2 separate regions of the Homo sapiens genome follow, and region 2 is linked to region 1. A link is a loop called in an ENCODE intact Hi-C map of the cell type or tissue named here. Cell type or tissue: breast epithelium. All regions are shown on one strand.

What was found. Peaks named below come from ENCODE experiments on the same cell type or tissue, not always from the same donor. Only the 100,000 strongest peaks of a DNase experiment are listed, where the experiment ranks them.
Region 2: a loop joins it to region 1, with 7 times the contacts of the local background. A loop is called at or near these places in 2 of 110 quality-filtered maps.

The regions. Positions count from the first base shown.
Region 1 is chr19:53,878,467-53,880,966 of GRCh38, forward strand. No RefSeq gene overlaps it. Among named protein-coding and RNA genes, the nearest start is that of PRKCG, 2.5 kb to the right of the region's middle. In breast epithelium, no CTCF peak of the experiment used is centred here; a DNase peak (open chromatin) is centred at 1,055; H3K4me3 peaks cover 1,181 bases; H3K27ac peaks cover 367 bases.
Region 2 is chr19:54,477,559-54,480,058 of GRCh38, forward strand. No RefSeq gene overlaps it. Among named protein-coding and RNA genes, the nearest start is that of CDC42EP5, 5.5 kb to the left of the region's middle. In breast epithelium, a CTCF peak has its summit at 1,298 (motif pointing right); no DNase peak of the experiment used is centred here.

The DNA of each region.
Region 1 (2,500 bases):
AAAATTAGCCGGGCGTGGTGGAGGGCACCTGTAGTTCCAGCTACTCATGAGGCTGAGGCAGGAGAATCGCTTGAACCTGGGAGGCGGAGGTTGTAGTGAGCCGAGATCGCGCCACACTGCACTCCAGCCTGGGAGACAGAGCGGGACTCCGTCTGAAAAAAAAAAAAAAAAAAAAAAAAAAAAAATATATATATATATATATATATATATATATATATATATATATTCCATGATCAGCCGGCGCGGAGGCTCACGCCTGTAGTCCCAACACTGGGAGGACAAGGCGGGAGGATCGCTTAAGCCCAGGAGTTCAAGACCAGCCTGGGCAACACAGCAAGACCTCGTCTCTATTTAAAAAAAAGTTTTAAAGAAAATTCGATGATCACAGAACCCGCTATCTGCATCTACATCCGCAAAAGCAATTGGGGAGAGATACCGCAAGGGAGGGAAGGGTTCCCCTGGAAGGGGAGAAGGAAAGGCCAGCTGGGGCACACACTGTCGTTGGATGAGGAAAGGCCTCCTTTTCATTTCTGCAGCGTCCACTCTTGAGCTCCAACCCACTCCATCGCTGTCTTCTTAAAGGACGCCTCGCCCACCCTTCTCTCCCATCCCATGCCTGAATCCCTTCTGGAAGGCATCCGAAAGAACAGCTATAGAACTCTGGGGTGATACGTTGGTTAACTCGGGAAAGAACTCAAGGACACTGGACTAGAACGTGGTGGGATTCCTAGGTCGGTTTCGGGGCCATCCCCGCCGCCTATCCTTCGCCCTAGGTCACCTGGAGGTGGCTGGAAGGCCAGTGGACTCCACATTTAGGGAGAGTGGTTACAAGAGGACTCGGATTCCCCCACCTTCCCTTCGGCTTTGGGAATCCCAGGAAACCCGCCCCGAACCCCTGAAAAGTCCCAGAGAAGGTAAGCTGGGCGTCCAGAGTCCCTCCCAGGCGCCGCCGCAGCGTCCCGCCCAGCCTCGCGGGGCACGCCGGGAGGCGGAGTTCTCGGTCGTGTCCCGAGAGTGGCTGGTCCGCAGGCTCGGACTACCAGTCCCAGAATGCACTGCGCCCGCAGCCCGGGGCGGGCCGTGGTTGCCCCTGGCAACAGAGAGGGTCTCCCGGGAGCGGGGACTGGGAAGCGCTCCCGAGCCGGGGAGGCGCAGAGCCCGACCAGAGAGAGGCGGGGACGCGGGTAGAGCGACCAAGAGGTGTGGAGGCCGGAAGAGACTGACCGCGCCGGCCCTTGGAGAGACCCCTTTCCTGAGAGGGGGCGCACAGAGAGGATGCCGAAGCCAGCGAGATCTAGAGAGAGGGAGACAGGGATTGAATCACAGAGACACTTAGAGGGAGGGAGAGACCTCAAAGACAGAGAGATTCACAGGGCCAGAGAGACACGTAGAGTGGGTCAGAGAAGAGGACAGAGGACAGAGACATAGAAAAGACAGGAGGGAGAGAGACTGAATCACAGAGACACAGGGAGAGAGGGAGAGACCTCAGAGATGGAGAGAGACTCACAGGGCCAGATAGACACATGGAGTGGGTCAGAGAAGGGGACAGAGAGAGAGACACAGAAAAGGGAAGAGGGAGAGAGACTGAATCACAGAGACACAGAGAGGGAAGTCTCTATCTAGAGACCCTCGACAGAGATTCCTAGAGCCAGAGACAGAGATTCAGAGAGCCAGAGACACAGAGAGATTCATAGAGACATATAGAGAGATTCAGAGAGCCTGAATCACAGAGATTCACAGAGCCAACGAGACAAACAGAGAGATTCATAGAGCCAGAGACACAGATTCGGAGAGTCAGAGAGACATAGAAAGATTCATAGAGCCAGAGACACAGAGATTCAGAGAGTCAGAGAGACATAGAGAGACATTCATAGAGCCAGAGACACAGAGAGATTCATAGACATATAGAGAGATTCAGAGAGCCTGAATCACAGAGATTCACAGAGCCAAAGAGACAAACAGAGAGATTCATAGAGCCAGAGACACAGAGGGATTCGGAGAGTCAGAGAGACATAGAAAGAGATTCATAGAGCCAGAGACACAGAGATTCATAGAGACATAGAGATTCATAGAGCCAGAGACACAGAGATTCAGAGAGTCAGAGAGACATAGAAAGACATTCATAGAGCCAGAGACACAGAGAGATTCAGAGTCAGAGAAACATAGAGATTCATAGAGCCAGAGACACAGAGAGATTCAGAGTCAGAGAGACATAGAGAGACATTCATAGAGCCGGAGACACAGAGAGATTCAGAGTCAGAGAGACATAGATTTATAGAGCCAGAGACACAGATTCAGGGAGTCAGAGAGACATAGAGAGACATTCATAGAGCCGGAGACACAGATTCAGAGTCAGAGAGACATAGACATTCATAGAGCCAGAGACACAGATTCAGAGAGTCAGAGAGATGAATAGATTCAGAGAGCCAGAGACACAGGGAGAGTGAATCACAGACACAGAGGGACGGGGAGATCCCCAGAAACAGAAAGAGATTCATAG
Region 2 (2,500 bases), 600 kb after region 1:
GCCAGTGCCCCTACATAATTATACACCAGTTCCTAGAATCTTTTTGTAATTATTCAGACTTTTATAGCAATCTAATCATCACTACCCGGCAATTTGTTTTCTTAAGTCTAGTGCTATTGAGGGGGTTCCAACGTTTCCCTTTTAAATGTTTCAGCCCCTCTTCTGAGTAGCAGGGACATGGATGGAACTTTGATCCTATCTTATCCTTAAAGAGCTTACAGGATATTGAGAGGAGAGGAGGGAAGTTGACATGGCACCACCCAGTGGAATGACATAGTCAGCACAGAGCTCAGTGGGAGCACAGAGGAAGAGCGCCAGGCCCATCATGTCCAGCTGCGTAGGTTGTGCACTGCACAACTCTGGGGTCATCATATCACAAACTGAGTGTGAAGAGCCTTGTGAGGCTTCCAGGACAGGTTTCTAGGGGTCACCAGATGCTGGTCTAGATCAGGATGGAGGAATCTTGACTCCTAGAAAGAGGTGGGCAGGGAATTGCTGAGGACGTTTGAAGTCTAATGGGCTGAGCCTTCCCTGTGGTGAGTGGCAGCTCAGCTTTCTAGAGGAAGTTTGGGAAGAAGAATCCTCAGTGAAGGGGTGTTCTACTTGGAGTGATTCGTGTTTCCTTCCAGCTCACTCAGGGTAGTCATGGCCTCTTCCCTTTCCCTGGCTCTCAGTCTGCATCCACCACACTGTTCCCCCTGCTGAACTTTGCACACTCCAGACCACTGGACCACTGCTGCACTTTCTCATTTATCCAGATCATTTTCACCTTCTAGTAAGCTGTGAATGTGCTTATTATGCCCAAGGGTTACTGTCTGTCTCCTTCTGCAAGAATATAGGCTCCTCGGCTGGGCGTTCTGGGTCAGGCCTGTCATCCCCAGCACTTTGGGAAGCCGAGGTGGGCAGATCACGAGGTCAGGAGATGGAGACAATCCTGGCTAATGCGATGAAACCCCATCTCTACTAAAAATACAAAAAATTAGCGGGGCGTGGTGATGCATGCCTGTAATCCCAGCTACTCGGGAGGCTGAGGCAGGAGAATCGCTTGAACCCAGGAGGCGGAGGTTGCAGTGAGCCGAGATCGCGCCACTGCACTCCAGCCTGGGAGACGAGCGAGACTCCATCTCAAAAAAAAAAAAAAAAGAATATAAGCTCCTCGATGGCAAGGATGTTTTGCATATTGATGGACCGCTAGAGCCTCAAACAGTGTCTGGCACACAGGACAGGACCAACAAATACTGAATGAGAAAAGTGAATGACAGATGGAAAAGAACAGAACTAAACAGGGAGTTTCTCCACTGGGACCACAAGAGGGCACTCAAGATACGTGTCAAACCCTTGAAGCCCCAAGGTGGGTGGTCTCTCTGCTCCTCAGCCTGGAGGACCAGGGACAGGTGACCTGGACCACGTCCTTTCTCCTCTGTGAGCCTCTATTTCCCCATGTGTAGCGTGGAGATGGAAATGCCTGAAATACGTTCTTGTGAGAAGCAAAAACCCAACAACGCATGCACGTGAATGTCTTCCAAGGGGTTGCACGTGTCCAAATTCATCTAATTGTGTACATTAAGTGAGAGGGTTTTTTAGTAGAACAATTATAGCTAAACAAAGCTGCTAAAATGTAAATAAAATAAAAAATAAAACTTGCATTGAACAACAACAGAGCCGTTAGGCTAGAGCAAGAAATCTGAAGGATGGCAATCCAGACCCCAATAAATCCACAAAGGGGTGTGTGTGTGTGTGTGTGTGTGTGTGTGTGTGTATGTATTTTTTTTTTTTTTTGAGACGGAGTTTCACTCTTGTTGCCCAGGCTGGAGTGCGATGGCGCGATCTCGGATAACCTCAACCTCTGCCTACTGGATTCAAGCAATTCTCCTACCTCAGGCTTCCGAGTAGCTGGGATTACAGGCATGTGCCATCACGCCTGGCTAATAGAAATATTAATTACATGAAGCAACCAGTGAGCACAATGCTATCCTGTGAAATTATTAAAACCTAAAACTAAATGGAAGCTCTGGTTGAAAAGTGCAATACATTCCTAGCAGGATGGGAGACATTCAGCAAAATCAATCATGTGTCTGTATACTAATGAACAATAATTTAAAAACGAAGTGAGGAGAGGAATTTTATTTACAAAGCCTCCAAAGTAATAAAATGAGTGGGAAGAAATTTAATAAAAGAAATAAAGGACGTGTATACTAAAAATTACAAAAGATGCTGAGAAGTTAAAGATCTAAATAAACGGAGAGGCTGAGCGTGGTGGCTCACGCCTGTAATCTCAGCATTTTGGGAGGCCAAGGCAGGCAGGTTACTTGAGATCAGGAGTTGGAGACCAGCCTGGCCTACATGGGGAAACTGGTCTCCACTAAAAAACAAACAAACAAAAATTAGCCAGGCATGGTGGTGCACACCTGTAATCCCAGCTACTCAGGAGGCTGAGGCAGGAGAATCGCTTGAACCTGGGAGGCACAGGTTGCAGTGAGCCGAGATCGTGCCACTGCAC